Linked DNA regions of Homo sapiens: region 1 is linked to region 2. Evidence: chromatin contacts called from ENCODE Hi-C or POLR2A ChIA-PET data. All regions are on one chromosome and are shown on one strand. The core of a region is the stretch at or near the end of the contact, and the rest is flanking DNA. Distances in the headings are between cores, read along the strand shown. Region 1 overlaps LOC124904421 (a long non-coding RNA gene). Region 2 holds the start of MRPL9 (mitochondrial ribosomal protein L9).

Region 1 (7,274 bases), core at 2,803-5,302, 160 kb before region 2:
CTGAGGCAGGAGAATCACTTGAACCTGGCAGGTGGAGGTTGCAGTGAGCCGAGATTGCACCACTGCACTCCAGCCTGGTGACAGAGCAAGACTCTGTCTCAAAAAAACAACAACAACAAAAAGATTCTAGTCTTGTCTGTTGTTCTTGAGTTTTTATTATTTTCTACAATTTGTACTAAATTCTGAATTCTTTGTGGGCTATGAGCCCCCAAACTAATGCTTTCAAATTTTTCTTCCACTTTTCTGACTTCCACTCAATGAAATTTTTACTACCTTTTTCCAGAGGCCCTGCAAGCTAAAGCTCATTCCTTGTCCTACGGTTGACAAAAATGTGTCAGATTGCCATGCTTCCTCGTCTACAACTAAAGGTATTTTGAGTCTAACATCTGGATAAGTTATGCCCAACATTAACATTTTTCTTCTGTTCCATAGAAATGCCTCTTATTTAAAATCTGTGTGCCTTCATCACATATAGAGGCCTAGCCCATCTGCAATGCCACTCTCCTGATATGAGAAATAGCTATTTAACTGAACTGATCTAGTCTCAGGACTAGGAAACTGACTAAAAATGTATGGAATGGTATATTTAAATATGCTCTTTCCCATCTATCCCAATCGGTCTAACAACCTCTGACCTAAATCTCTTTCTGCTAGTGACCCCTGTCTGACTGTTTCTTGGAGCTATTTACCTGGATCCCTCAGAGATTAAGATCAATTATACAAAGACTTCTGAAGCCAGGAGTTTCACTCTTTATCCTAGGACTCATTATTTACCTTCTAATTCACTGTTCACTTAAATGTTGTGTTAAAATTATAAATGAGAATACTAATGCCTTTATCATGCAAGCCTTGAAACCCCATTGCACTTGAGCATGTGCAAACAGCTGCAAAGCAGTTCCACTCCTCTTACCTTAGGGTCAACACCTACTCCCATTATGCCCCATGTTGGCAGGAAGAAGCTAGAGCGGTCATTAATCACCCTTTCCCATCTTCATAGCCCACATCTTAAGAAGAAGGTGTTTTATAACCTTATTTACTCCTGAAATTTACTCCTGCCTTTAGAAACCCAAAGGGAGGGACTGAAACTGACTTTGCAAAAATTATAACTCAGAATATTATGATGGTGAAAGAGATCTGACCTAACCAATTCCATCTTGCCTCTACCCTCCAAGCTGTCCTTGTTCATTCCTGGGCACAGGCTGAACTAACTTTGGGAGGAACTTATTAGAGTTTAACACTTTGAAACAAAGATTATAACAGCCCTTTCCCATAAAAAAATCCCCTTCCTGCCTGGGGACTAGGCTGCCTTTGTAAGACTACCAAATCAGCCACACGATTAGAAATTATGGTTTAGGAGTCATGCAACTGGAGGCTGCCAAGATTCCGAATATCCCCAAACTGCTCCTCAGGATAACATCACTATTATAAAACCTAAGACCAATGCTTGAGATATTTTGCAGACCCTGCACTCAATGGATCAGCTGGCACCACCTAGATCAATAAACTGTCTTATTTGGTCTTGTGGCCCCAACCCAGAAACTGACTCAGCACAAGAGGATAGCTTCAATTCCCTGTTTCATCTCCCACCCAAACAATCAGCATTCCTGCTTCCCAACCCTCTACCCACCAAATTATCCCTAAAAAATGCAATCCCCAAATTTTGGGGGAGACTGATTTGAGTAATAATAAAACTCCAGTCTACCATACGGAGGCTCTACACAAATTAAAGCCTTTCTCTATTGGAATTCCTGTCTTGATAAACTGTCTCTGTCTAGGCAGCAGGCAAGGAGAACCCACTGGGTGGTTACAGGAGCACTGAAGACTGAACTCTGACCACCCATTCTGTTACTGGATAGTCCTGCACAGTTCCAGGCCGTTGGTGTCCTGAACAAAGAAGTGGAAGTGACACGCACAAACAGCAAAGCAGCAAAAAGTTTATCAAGCACAATAACACACTCTCGGAGAGGGAAGAGCAGGCTGACCTCTGAAAAATGAGATCAGTTTGGTGTATTTTGGGTCATTTTTTTTTTTTTAGACAGAATCTTGCTCTGTCGCCCAGGCTGGAGTGCAGTGGCACAATCTCGTCTCACTGCAACCTCTACCTCCCAGGTTCAAGAGATCCTCCTGCCTCAGCCTCCCGAGTAGCTGGGACTACAGGTGTGCGCTGCCATGCCCAGCTAATTTTTTTTTTTTTTTGTATTTTCAGTAGAGACAGGGTTTCACGACATTGGCCAGGCTGGTCTTCAACTCCTGACCTTAAGTGATCCACCCACCTCGGCCTCCCAAAGTGCTGGGATTACAGGTGTGAGCCTCTGAGCCCAGCCTGTTTTTTTCTTCTCTTCCCCAAACTACCTAATCTCTAGCCAGCATGTGCCTTTTGATTGACAGGTGGGTTGCTCAGTTTCTTGGCCTCTGTGCATTTGCGTGACACTTCCATTCCATAATTTTAAGTACATGCATGATATACAGCCCATATGCATGAGCCTTAAGTAGCTAATCACCATGGGTAATTGTGGGGTCATTTTAAGGATATATTTTCTCTCTAGCGGGCATGCCCATCTCTTAGGAGCTGCCCCTTACTGGTTTAGTCCAGATCTAGCCAACCATGGGGCTCCTTACTCACTTCTGTATCTTACTTCTGGTTTTGCTCAACTTCTGCTTCTTGTCTTGCTTCTGCTTTTGCTCACCTGCCTCTTTATCTTTCTTCTGCTCCTACTCATTCCACCCTTTATCCAACCTCCAGTTCCCTCTGCTATGCTCCTGCCTCAATTCTTTGTTCTAAATTTCTTCCTGAGGAACCTGGATGGAGTCACAACCACAAAGCAAATCTAACATTTTCTGCTGACCCCAAATTTTAAACAAAGCTTGTCTTTCTTAACCAATTGCAAATCAGAAAATATTTGAGTCTACCTATGACCCTGTAAGCCATCCCCTTCAAGTTATCCTGCCACTTTAGGCCAAAACCAATGTGTAGCCTTCATGTATTGATTTATGATCTTGCCTGTGGGAGGCCGAGGCTGGCGGATCACGAGGTCAGGAGATCGAGATTATCCTGGCTAACACGGTGAAACCCCATCTCTACTAAAAATACAAAAAATTAGCCGGGCTTGATGCGGGCGCCTGTAGTCCCATCTACTTGGGTGGCTGAGGCAGGAGAATGGCGTGAACGCAGGAGGCGGAGCTTGAAGTGAGCTGAGATCGCGCCACTGCACTACAGCTGGGGGACAGAGCGAGACTCCGTCTCAAAAAAAAATAAATAAATAAAAATAAAAACCATTACCTGCAAGCCATCAGGGGGTCAGGATTTAAGCACCAGCTGTCTGGTGCCTTGCAAACAAATGCCTTCCTTTCCATAGCTGCAAAACCTCGGTGTGGATATCTGCTCTTACTGCACTGGGCTAGTGGACCCCAGCTCGGTTCTATAACATGGGGAGCTTCTAAGTTGGTGAACTTGATGTACTGGAAGGGTGGCATGCCCAGAGAGGGCATGGAAGTTATGTCACCCTCTCCGTACCCCACACCCCCATCCCTGCCATATCTTTCCCCATGCATCTCTTCTTCCATTTGGGTGTTCTGGAGTTGTATTCTTTATAATAAAACTGTTACCATAAGTATAGTGTTTCCTGAGCTCTGTGAATCATTTTAGGTGTCATCCAAAAGACCATGAGAATGGCTAAATAGTAGAAAGGAGAATTTTATTGGTGATATCAGTTTGCAAGCCAGGAGAGAGGCTCCAGTGTGGACCAAAGGTGCTCTCTCTTCCAAGGTGTTAAAAGAAAACACTCTTTTCCAAGGTGTTAAAAGAAAAACCTTAGACAAATTAAATTTATCAGAGTTTAATGGAGCAAAGAACGATTCATTAATCAGGCAGCCCCTGAGCTGGAATAGACTCAGAGAGACTCCAGTGCAGCCAAGTGGTGGAAGATTTATGAACAGAAAAAGGAAAGTGACATACAGAAAACGGAAGTGAGGTACAGAAACAGGTGGGTTGGTTATAACTTGGCGATTGCCTTATTTGAACACAATTTGAACAGCTTCCCCATTTGATTGACCAAAACTCAGTGGCTGGCACAAGAGTAGATTGCAGTCTGTTTACACTTCCATTTAGCTTACTGTTCACTATGTACAGAGAAACCTTTAGGCAGAACTTAAAATATGTAGCTTTAGGCTAAACTTCATTTAACAAAGGGAAAGAATATGTTGGATTTTATGCCTCACAGGACCAGTATAATAGATAGATATTCAGCAAGTTTGAGAGAAAGGCTATACATATTTATGAGGGGAGCCCCATATATGTTTAATGGGTAAACATAGTTACATAAATCCTATGTTCACTTTGGGGCAGAATTTTAGAATGAAAATGAAGTAGAAGTTGGCCTTTATGTCAAAAGGTGAGCTGTAGGACACAAAGATGGTTTGTGTGCAGCCTCTATAAGCTGGCTAAAACTGGCTTGAGGTCTGTAGTTGCTTATTAGGAAAGAATGTTTGTAAGACTGGTCCTGTGTCCAATCAGAGTTGCAGTGGTCTTGGTTGTAAATCAGAGGTGATTGCTCCTTTATTTTTTTGAGACAAAGTTTTGCTCTTGTTGACCAGGCTGGAGTACAATGGCGCGATCTCAGCTCACTGCAACCTCTGCCTCCCGGGTTCAAGAGATTCTCCTGCCTCAGCCTCCCAAGTAGCTGGAATTACAGGCAACCACCACCACACCTGACTAATTTTTTGTATTTTTAGTAGAGATGGGGTTTCACCGTATTGGCCAGACTGATCTTGAACTCCTGACCTCAGGTGGTCCACCCATCTCGGCCTCCCAGAGTGCTGGGGTTACAGGTATGAGTCACCGCACCCGGCCTGATTGCTCCTATTTTTAGGGAGTTTAGTCATAGGAATTTCAAAATGTGCCATGCCAGCCAGGCCCTGAACCCTTGACCCATAGGTAATTTTGTTTCCTTAACCTTTGGGTCCATATTAGTTGATAAAGTGGCATCTATTTTTTTCTTTCTGGTCACATAGGGAATTACTAAAGAGGAAAGAGGTCATGGGAACCCCAGAATTAATAGTTGGTTAGGCAAAAGTGTAGGTAGTCTGGGAATCCCATTTGTGGTGTCTGAAGTGAGGGCAGTCTTGTGGGATTAAGCACAAGGTTAACATGGGGTCTGTGCTAACCCGGTGTAGTTAGTGTCAGATTTTAATTCAAATGTAGAACACCCCATTGGTGTCAGAGAACTGAAGAATTGGTTGTTATTTGGAAAATCCAGTCCCTCAGCCAGGAAGGGTCAGAGTCAAATTTAAACCCAAGCTTTCTATCAGAATCTAGGCAAAGAGTAGCTAATGTTGCCAGAAGGCCACACAATGTGAGAAGAGAGTCCAAAGGGCAAATGTTCCCAAATTTAATAAGAAAGTAGGTGATTCCATGAAGAAACAAATTTCCAGAGATATAGGAATTAAACTTAGATGAGTTCGTATGGAAACCAAGGGAAAAGGAAGTTTAAAGAAAGGTGATTTATACTCTTAATTGCTGTGAAGACATTAAGTAAGACAAGGCTTGACAAATATTCACTAAACTTGGCAGTTGTGAATGACAATTCAATAATACCTGGGGCCAGAACAAAAAGAGTTTTTTAAATGTAAGTTGGTTTGGGTTTTTCTTTTCTTTTTTTTTTTTTTTGGAACGTTGTCTTTGGTGGAAAGAGGGGTAGCAATGGATGAAGGGTATAGGTGTGAGAGTTTCTGCTGTCATGACTGTTGTTTTATGTGAAAGAGGTTTGAGTATGTTGAAACAGGCAGAGGCTAGATATAGAAAGTGCTTAATGGGGGTGTCAAAGGATACAATTCCAAAATATTTAGTTTGAAGACCTCAATTGGCTTTATTTGCAATTCTAGAATAAAACAAAACCTCATTCTATAAAACAGAATAGTGTTCCAATGAGCTGAGCAGAGGAGATTGGTTTTACAGACAGAAGGGCTGAAGAAAGCAGAAACAAAGAACAAAGAGCGGATAACTCATTTCACAGTTACTTTCCTTGTACAGTGAGAAGAGGAAACAGAACAATGGAGAAATAACTAATTGTTAACATCAGGTTACATTTTTTGGTAATGATTAGGGCAGACGAAACTTTATTATCATGCCCGTTTGGGAAATTAAGCTGTTCTCTCTCTCCTGATTTCTAGGAAGATCAAATAACAACTTAGTTTTGGTTTGGTTACATTAAACTTTAGTATGACTGGCTCCATTTTGATTTTTATTCTGATCTGCTGGGGCCTAGTGCAGGAGCTTAGTCCAAAACAATGGCCTCCTATAATTTTTATTTAACAATTTTCCCCTTTTGGTCAAGGCTCAAGTGAGAACCTGACCAAAACTAAGGGCATTGGCACTAGTCTCAGTTACCATCATTTTAGGTTTCCAGTCTCAACACATCATTCATAGGTTAGTGTCCTCATCATCATGCATTTCTTTGAGTTTTTTGTTATTCCAGCCAAAGACAGACTATTTGACATTCAACAGATGGCTGTATGCAAACATTTAAAACTTTTTTTTTTTGAGATGGAGTCTCGCTCTGTCACCCTGGTGGAGTGCAGTGGTGTGATCTCAGTTCACTGCAACCTCTGCCTCCCAGGTTCAAGCGATTCTCCTGCCTCAGCCTCACGAGTAGCTGAGACTACAGACACGCACCACCATGTCCAGCTAATTTTTGTATTTTTAGTACAGACAGGGTTTCACCATGTTGGCCAGGCTGGTCTCGAAATCCTGACCTCAGGTGGTCCGCCCACCTCAGCCTCTCAAAGTGCTGTGATTACAGGTGTGAGCCACCACACCCGGCCACAAACATTTAAAACTTTTTGAGAGCATACAGTGCAACAGACAGACTACTATTATTACTCTCAGGAGGATATTATCAAGAGTCTGGAGTATGCTCCTTAGCTAGGGTCCTCATGAAACAAACCAACTAAAATAGAATAGATTGAAGAATGAGCCAGATGAGGAGTATATCGATCTTAACCAAGTAGCCAGTCTATTTTTTCAGCCCAGTCTCTATGATACCTGATGTATTTATCCCTGTGCAACAAGAAGTGTTAGCAACTGCAATGATTCCTTCTTGTTCAGCTAATAGAAAATCTCATGACTGAGTTAAAGTATGGAATGACAATTTGCAAGTCACCCACAGAAGCTACTGATTGTGAAATTCTAACGATAGCATTATTCTGCCAGACAAAAAAGATAGGCATAAACAAGGAAAAATTAAGGGAAATAATAGTCTCATTATGGCAGGGTCTTG
Region 2 (7,347 bases), core at 1,981-4,480:
GCAGTTTTTCAGTTCAGTGCCTCCCTGTGGCAAAGTGAAGTTCACAGGTGGGTGGCAGAGGTTTAGGCAACCTGGTGGCATTGTGACCCAGTGGGCACTATGACATGGATAAGGGGTCAGCCCTTATGTCACCTCAGGACTCCACTCTGCTGCTTATCTACCCTAATCCCTTATCCAAGGCTCATATTCGACTAGTATGCATGTTATGGCTGTATGAATGATTAAAAAATAGAACTTGAAGACTTCTGTACTGGTTGGCCAAAAGCCCTGCCTGAGCACTTGTGCCCACCCACCCTGCTCCTCTGTGGACACTCCCCTTCCCCCAAAATCCAGCAAGTAAAGAGTTGGTATCTGACTCTTCCAAGGCTCTGATCCAGTGGTGACCTGATTAGTTGGTTCCCAGTTCATACCAGTTGAGTATTTTTATTATCATCCCTACCCTTAATAACCCAGGATCCTTGTAGGGTAGGAATTGCAAACTAATTGTCTAGGCCCCTTCAGGGGCCTAGACAGCTTATGGAAATTAGTGGAGTGGCAGGGTAGGGCTGTAGCAAAATAGGAAAGCTCACACGTTATCTAAAGGAAGTCCACACAACTCAATTCCATCCAGTTCCATGCAAGAATGCAGACTTGATGGTGCTGTATCGTATGATTTTTGAACAGAAACTGGAAAGACAGTTTTGTAGTAAATCTCACCAATTTTAAAAAATATCGACTACTGGGCCGGGCACGGTGGCTCACGTCTGTAATCCCAGCGCTTTGGGAGGCCGAGGCGGGCGGATCACGAGGTCAGGAGATCGAGACCATCCTGGCTAACACGATGAAACTCTGTCTGTACTAAAAATACAAAAAATTAGCCGGGCGTGGTGGCAGGCGCCTGTATTCCCAGCTACACGGGAGGCTGAGGCAGGAGAATGGCGTGAACCCAGGAGGCGGAGCTTGCAGTGAGCTGAGATCGTGCCACTGCACTCCAGCCTGGGCAACATAGCGAGACTCCAACTCAAAAAAAAAAAAAAATCAACTACTAAAAAATTGTTGATAAAAAAACAACATTGTAAGCAAAATTTGGTTCTGGGACTGCCACTTTGAGACCTCTGCATATTTATCCATTCAACAAATATTTATTGAGGGTCTACTATTAGCCAGGCACTATTCTAGGTGCTTGAGATGATACATCAGTGAACAAAACAAATCCCTGCCCTATGGAACGTATCTTCTAAAAGTGAGAGGACAAACCTAGAAAATAAACATAGTAAATTGTTTAGTATGTTAGAAGGTAACTGCTATGGGGTGGGGGGAATAGAGCAAGATAAAGGAAGATAAGGAATGTGAAGGGGATGGGTCAGGGTTACAGTAAGAAATAGGGTGATCTCTCACTGAAAAAAACTGACATTTAATTAAACACTTGGAGGATGTGAGGTTGTTAACCAAGCCAGCATCTGAGGATAAGAGCATCCAACGCAAAAGCAGCCAGTGCAAAAGCCCTGAGCAGGAAACGTGCCTGGTGTTTTCAAGAAACAAGGAGGCCACTGTGGGTGGAGCAGTGTAAATTAGAGAGGAGCTAATGGGGTCAGAGTATGTATGGCCTTGTAGACCATCTGATGGCCTTTTTCTTTTACCTTGAGTAAAGGAGGAAGTCATTACAAAGTTTTGGGTGGAAGAATGACATGATCTGACTTATGCTTTAAAAAGATCATTCTGGCTGCTATAAATAAGCTACATAGAATTATAAACTGTAGAGAATTAAGGGATATCTTTTAGGGGACTATTGCAGTAATCCAGGAGAAAGTAGTGTCTTATTCCAAGGTAGAGCATTGGAGGTGGTGACAAGTGGCTGGATTCTGGAAATACAAGTGCTCCTTGACTTAAAATAGGGTTATGTCCTGATAAACCCATCGTATGTTGAAAGTATCATAAGTTGAAAATGCATATAATACACCTACCAAACACCATAGCTTAGCCTAGCCTATCTTAAACATGCTCAGACAACTTATCCGACAGTTGGGTAAAATCATCTAACACAAAGCCTATTTTATAATAAAGTGTTGAATATTTCATGTAACTTATTGATGTCCTACTGAGTGCACATCACTTTCACACCATCACAAACTCAAAAATTGTAAATCCAAGTCAGGGACTATCTGTAATTTAAAGGTAGAACCCACAGGATTTCCTGATGGAGTATGAGAGAAAAGAGTTAGAATGGAAAGAATGGAGTTTCTGTCAACTGAGAGGAAAAAGGCTGCAGATGGGGCAGTTTTGGGGGCGAGGGGGGAATAAATAAATTAGTTTGGGACAGTTAACTTTGAGGTGTCCTTTGGATACGTAAGAGGAAAATGACGAATAAACAGTTGAATATTTGAGACGAGTTTGGGAGATGTCTAGGATGGAACTAGAAATTTGGGAGTCATTGGCTTATAAATGGTATTGTAAGCCACGAGACTGGATGAGATCAACAGTGAGTGTATACTGAGAAGAGTAAAGGTTCAAAAACGGAGTCCCGAGGGCATTCTAAGAAGCGGGGAGAAAAGGAGAAATCAGCAAACGAGACTGAAGAAGACCGGTGTCCAGGAGGCCAAGTAGTGTATTTAGGAGGAAGGAGGACTGGTCAGTATGTTTAAGGGCCAGTCTTTCCATAATCTCTGCCAAATGGACCTTCTTTCATCCAGTTTTTATGGTCTTCTGTCCAGTACTGAGACCCTCCCCAGAGGGAACTGTCGCGGCCTTACCATAGTTGCTTTTTTTTCTACGGTTTACATAGCTTGTGATTTAGAATTCTCCTTTATTAGCTTAAATACTGCAGTATAATGATTAAGGGTCAGGCTCCTCCTGGAGCTGGCAGAGTTTTCCAAGGGATCCCATCCTTTACCACTTTTAGGTAGATTTGAAGTAAGGAAAAGTGAGAGCATCATTCATTCTCCGGTCAGTATCCAGTCATCACAGAACGTTAGAATTAAAAGTTAGCCCAGCAACTGGAGCTACAGCAAAGCCCACACTTTCAAGAGGAAGAGCGTCTTTTCCGGCGTCAGTCCACCTAACACTCATTCCATTATCAGTCAGTAATTCTAGGCGTCCGTCACCTCTGCCAAAAAGCAAAAATAGGCAAGCCGCGGTGCCATCTGTTCCCCGGCCCGCTCCCCATACTTTCGCTCAGCCGTACCGGCGCGCCGCAGGCAGCACTGGCGGGGGCCTTTCCTGCCGCCGACGCCGGGGTCCTCCCTCAGGTCTCATTCTGTGCCTGTGAACATGGCGGCGCCCGTTGTCACGGCCCCGGGCAGAGCTCTGCTGCGGGCGGGCGCTGGACGGCTGCTTCGGGGAGGCGTCCAGGAGCTACTGCGGCCGCGACATGAAGGGAACGCCCCTGACCTGGCCTGCAACTTCAGCCTTTCTCAAAATCGGGTGAGGGCTGAGTCTGGGGTAGGGGGTAGATACGCTCGAGTATTGTTTCTGGAGGCGCACTGGGACCTGGAGGGGGCCGATGTGGGGGTGGCGGGCTTTCCTTGAGGGGCTGGCGGCCGTGGTGGAGGGAGAGGGTGTTCCTTGTGGAGACTAGCTTACCGTCGCTTTCCTGGCCGCCAGGGCACGGTCATCGTGGAGCGCTGGTGGAAGGTACCGCTGGCCGGGGAGGGCCGGAAGCCGCGCCTGCACCGGCGACATCGCGTCTATAAGCTGGTGGAGGACACGAAGCATCGGCCCAAAGAAAACCTGGAGCTCATCCTGACGCAGTCGGTGGAGAGTAAGGCCCGGGCCGAGGCGCTTCCTCTCAGGCTGGTCCGGTTTGGCATCAGCTTTTTCTAGCCCGTCCCCCTCAACTATTTGCCTTGCTTTTTCTTTGTGGAAACAATCCAACTCTATATGTGAGAAGAGGAAGCCATAAAAACTATTGTGATTGTGACACTGGCCTCCAGCATTGAAAATTAAAACATAAAGGCAGCAACATCATTAACAGTGTGTGGGGAGAGGAGCCTGACAATTTGTGCCACAGATACTGAAATCCTCCATGGGACGACAACTCCCTCTATACAGGGGATATTAAATTTATACATCAAGTTCTAAAGAAACTAATTAGCAGTCTCTTAAATCTTGTTCCTAGTGAATATGAATTAGCATTTCTTTTAGGAAAAATAAGCACTGTGAGAAACTAAGAGGTGCTTCTCTTTTTGACATCTTTTCTTTAGGGACTCCTAGATGGTTCTAATTCCCCTGTCTCTGTTCTAATTGACAGATGTTGGAGTCCGGGGTGACCTGGTCTCAGTGAAGAAATCTTTAGGCCGGAATCGACTCCTTCCTCAGGGACTGGCTGTATATGCATCCCCTGAAAACAAGAAGCTGTTTGAAGAGGAGAAATTGGTGAGCTCAAAGGAAGGACAGAGAGACTTGGGGAGATAAAACTTCTTTTCTCTTGCAGCTTCCTTCCCTTTGACATTTAACTTAACTTGAAAATGAAATAGGAACTAGAAGAACAGGAATGCAGAAGCCCAGCCAATGTCCAACATAGGAATAGTTTGATGCTATTTAACATGGGCTCATTTTTCTTTTACTGCTTTTCATCTTTAACTTTCTTTTCTAGCTGAGACAAGAAGGAAAATTAGAGAAGATCCAGACCAAGGCAGGTGAGGCGGTGAGTAGAAACATAAAAAGTGTTTATTTGTCACAAGACTTACCAACCTCACCCTGAGAGTCTCCCTGATTCCCTTGAGGTCTCCTGATTGCAGACCCAAGAGTGGGAGAAAGGGGAAGTGTTGTGGCTGCCCCACAAAACAGGTATGGAGACCTCTTGGGAGATCCCTGATGTGTTGGGTGAAGTGCCTTAAAGTACCAAGGGAGGTCCCAATCTGGGAATCAGGGAACCCATGGAATAGTCTGAGATGAGGGCTCTGCCTTCAAGGATATTTACGTACAAGTTGGAGAGAACATGGACACATGAGAAGATAATCAGTACAGGCACCCGCCACCATGCCCGGCTAACTGTTGTATTTTTGGTAGAGACAGGGTTTCGCCATGTTGGCCAGGCTGGTTTCAAACTCCTGGGCTGAAGTGACCCACTTTGGGAGACCCACCTTGGCCTCCCAAAGTGCTGGGATTACAGGCATGAGCCATCTTGCTTGGCTTGCATACCCTGTGACCCTGACATGTTTCCTCTCCTTTGACTCAAACTCATAATTCCTTTCAGACAGTGAAATTTCTAAAAAGCTGTCGCCTGGAGGTAGGGATGAAGAACAATGTCAAATGGGAGCTGAACCCTGAAATAGTTGCCCGCCACTTCTTTAAGAATGTGAGTGAGTGTTCCCAAAAACCACTCTACCCCTGAGGTGGAAGCTGCCTCTGGAAAGGAGGCCTGGGATTGATCCCTTTGTTAGGAAGGGGTGTGATCATCCAGTTGTAGTTAAGGAAAGTATTCTTGGTTAGTTTGCAGGAATATGGGAAGGAAATGGCTAAGGACTAAGGATGGTCACATAGAATTTGAAGACTGATAGGAAAAGGTGGTGGTTTCCATTTATTTCCTGTCTACCTAGGGAAATGCTGGGGATTTGTGACTCACTGGAGAATTGTTACTTTTGTGGATGAAGTGGTTTTGGCCTCAAGCCCTGTTTCTCTTTGTGAATCTACCTCCCTTTCTGAGAAATCAGAATTGAATTTCTCTACTACCGTCTATGAAGGTGTATGCCCTTCTCTCCCATGGAATCAGCCAGAGTAGACACCCCAGTTTTATTCATCCCTGTGCAGGGAATCCTGTAACCCTCTTTATGAGGTTCCCTAGAGTGGCAGTCATGAAAACAGAGTTCATTTGAGCTGAGATTTTTTTTTTTTTTTTTTTTTTTGCAGCTTGGTGTTGTGGTTGCCCCACATACATTAAAGTTACCAGAAGAGCCTATCACACGGTGGGGCGAGTATTGGTGTGAGGTGACGGTGAGTGTTTTGCATACTTTCTTTTTTCTTTTCTTTCTCCTTTTCCCCCACTTTTTCCTTTTTTTCCTTTCTCTTAAAGACAGGGTTTTGTTTCATTGCCCAGGCTGGATTCAAACTCCTGGGTTCAAGCGATCCTCCCACCTCAGCCTCCCAAGTAGCTAGGACTACAGGCGTTAGCCACCGCACCTAGCACCTACCTCTCCCTTTTTTCTAATTTTTTTTTTTTTTTTTTTTTTTTTGAGCTGGAGTCTCACTCTGTTGCCCAGACTGGAGTGCAGTGGCACGATCTCAGCTCACTGCAACCTCCACCTCCCAGGTTCAAGCGATCCTTCTGCCTCAGTCCCCCTAGTAGCTGGGATTACAGGCACACGCCACCGTGCCTGGCTAATTTTTGTATTTTAGTAGAGACAGGGTTTCCCCATGTTGGCCAGGCTGGTCTCAAACTCCTGACCTCAGGTGATCCACCTGCCTCAGCCTCCCAAAGTGCTGGGATTACAGGCATAAGCCACTGTGCCCAGCCCTAGCTCTCCTTTTTCTGACTGGGAGAAAAGTCAGGGTGAAAAGCTGGGATTAGGTGGTGCTAAATCTTACTTACCTGACTGATCTCTGAGAATTCCCATTGTTTTGTGTGCAGGTAAATGGGCTTGATACTGTGAGAGTGCCTATGTCTGTCGTGAACTTTGAGAAGCCCAAGACCAAAAGATATAAGTACTGGTTAGCCCAGCAAGCTGCCAAGGCTATGGCCCCCACCAGCCCCCAGATCTAAATCTACTCTCCCTCCAAGGCAGCAAAGCAGAATCGGGAGCAGTGGAGCAGAAATGTGCAAGCACCCTGATCTCACTCCCAGCTCTGACCAAATACAGAATTTTAGAGAACATCTGAAGACATCAGACTGCACTGCGTATACATGTTGAATTCTTCATTTTTGCCATCTTTAACTGTCATCACTGGGGCAGGGAAGTCCTGTTCCAGAAGTACCAGGCTGTAGATTTGATAAGCTAGATGCAGTAGACCGAAACCATCCAAAACCTGTTTAGCTTCTTCCTCCATTGGAGTTTATTGGGACAAACAGGAGAGCCAGCCATTGTCTCCAGTACTTGCCTCATTCTCATCATCCAAACTGAACATTTGTATCCCAAGCAGAAATAAAGAGAATATGTTCTTTTTAAGTAAGTGTTGCTTACTGGTCTTGAGTAGATGAGACAGGACATCCAACTGAGATTTCCTTGAGTCACAGAGGTTTGCTGCTAAAAAGGAAAGAAGAGAATATCTTAGACTGCATCCCACAGTTACTGTGGTATGAACAAATTGTGCTGAACAAGTTGATGATGTGTTTGGTCTTAACACTTACTCTTCTTAGATACATTGATGTAGTCATCAATGTGAATAAGCACAATGGATTCTGCTTCTCTAAGACCTGAGTAAGGCCTAAGGGTA

Evidence for each region. Hi-C counts contacts between places; a loop is a spot of excess contacts on that map. ChIA-PET counts read pairs that join two places held with the same protein, here RNA polymerase II (POLR2A). Pooled maps may share reads with other maps.
Region 1: a loop to region 2 is called in a pooled map, with 3 times the contacts of the local background. The contact joins the enhancer-like site here to the promoter of MRPL9 in region 2. A Hi-C loop is called at or near these places in 2 of 50 pooled maps. POLR2A ChIA-PET finds 5 or more read pairs at or near these places in 4 of 52 experiments (A549, CD8-positive, alpha-beta T cell, H1 and 1 more).

The regions. Positions count from the first base shown.
Region 1 is chr1:151,917,054-151,924,327 of GRCh38, reverse strand. It overlaps LOC124904421 (a long non-coding RNA gene), which reads left to right. Exons shown (of 3, transcript XR_007066624.1): 2 at 284-368; 3 at 1,776-2,050. Among named protein-coding and RNA genes, the nearest start is that of THEM4, 11 kb to the right of the region's middle. RefSeq lists a silencer at 2,241-2,535. Within about 2 kb of position 4,052, at least 4 of the 41 ENCODE cell types and tissues checked have a DNase peak (open chromatin) inside an H3K27ac peak, as active enhancers do.
Region 2 is chr1:151,759,379-151,766,725 of GRCh38, reverse strand. It overlaps MRPL9 (mitochondrial ribosomal protein L9), which reads left to right and starts at 3,230. Exons shown (of 7, transcript NM_031420.4): 1 at 3,230-3,399; 2 at 3,580-3,736; 3 at 4,226-4,350; 4 at 4,571-4,621; 5 at 5,174-5,275; 6 at 5,827-5,910; 7 at 6,545-7,079. The coding sequence starts at 3,247. The coding sequence ends at 6,676. OAZ3 (ornithine decarboxylase antizyme 3) reads right to left here and starts at 71. Exons shown (of 5, transcript NM_016178.2): 1 at 1-71. The coding sequence starts at 4. It also overlaps a transcript of TDRKH not described here. RefSeq lists an enhancer at 3,080-3,459.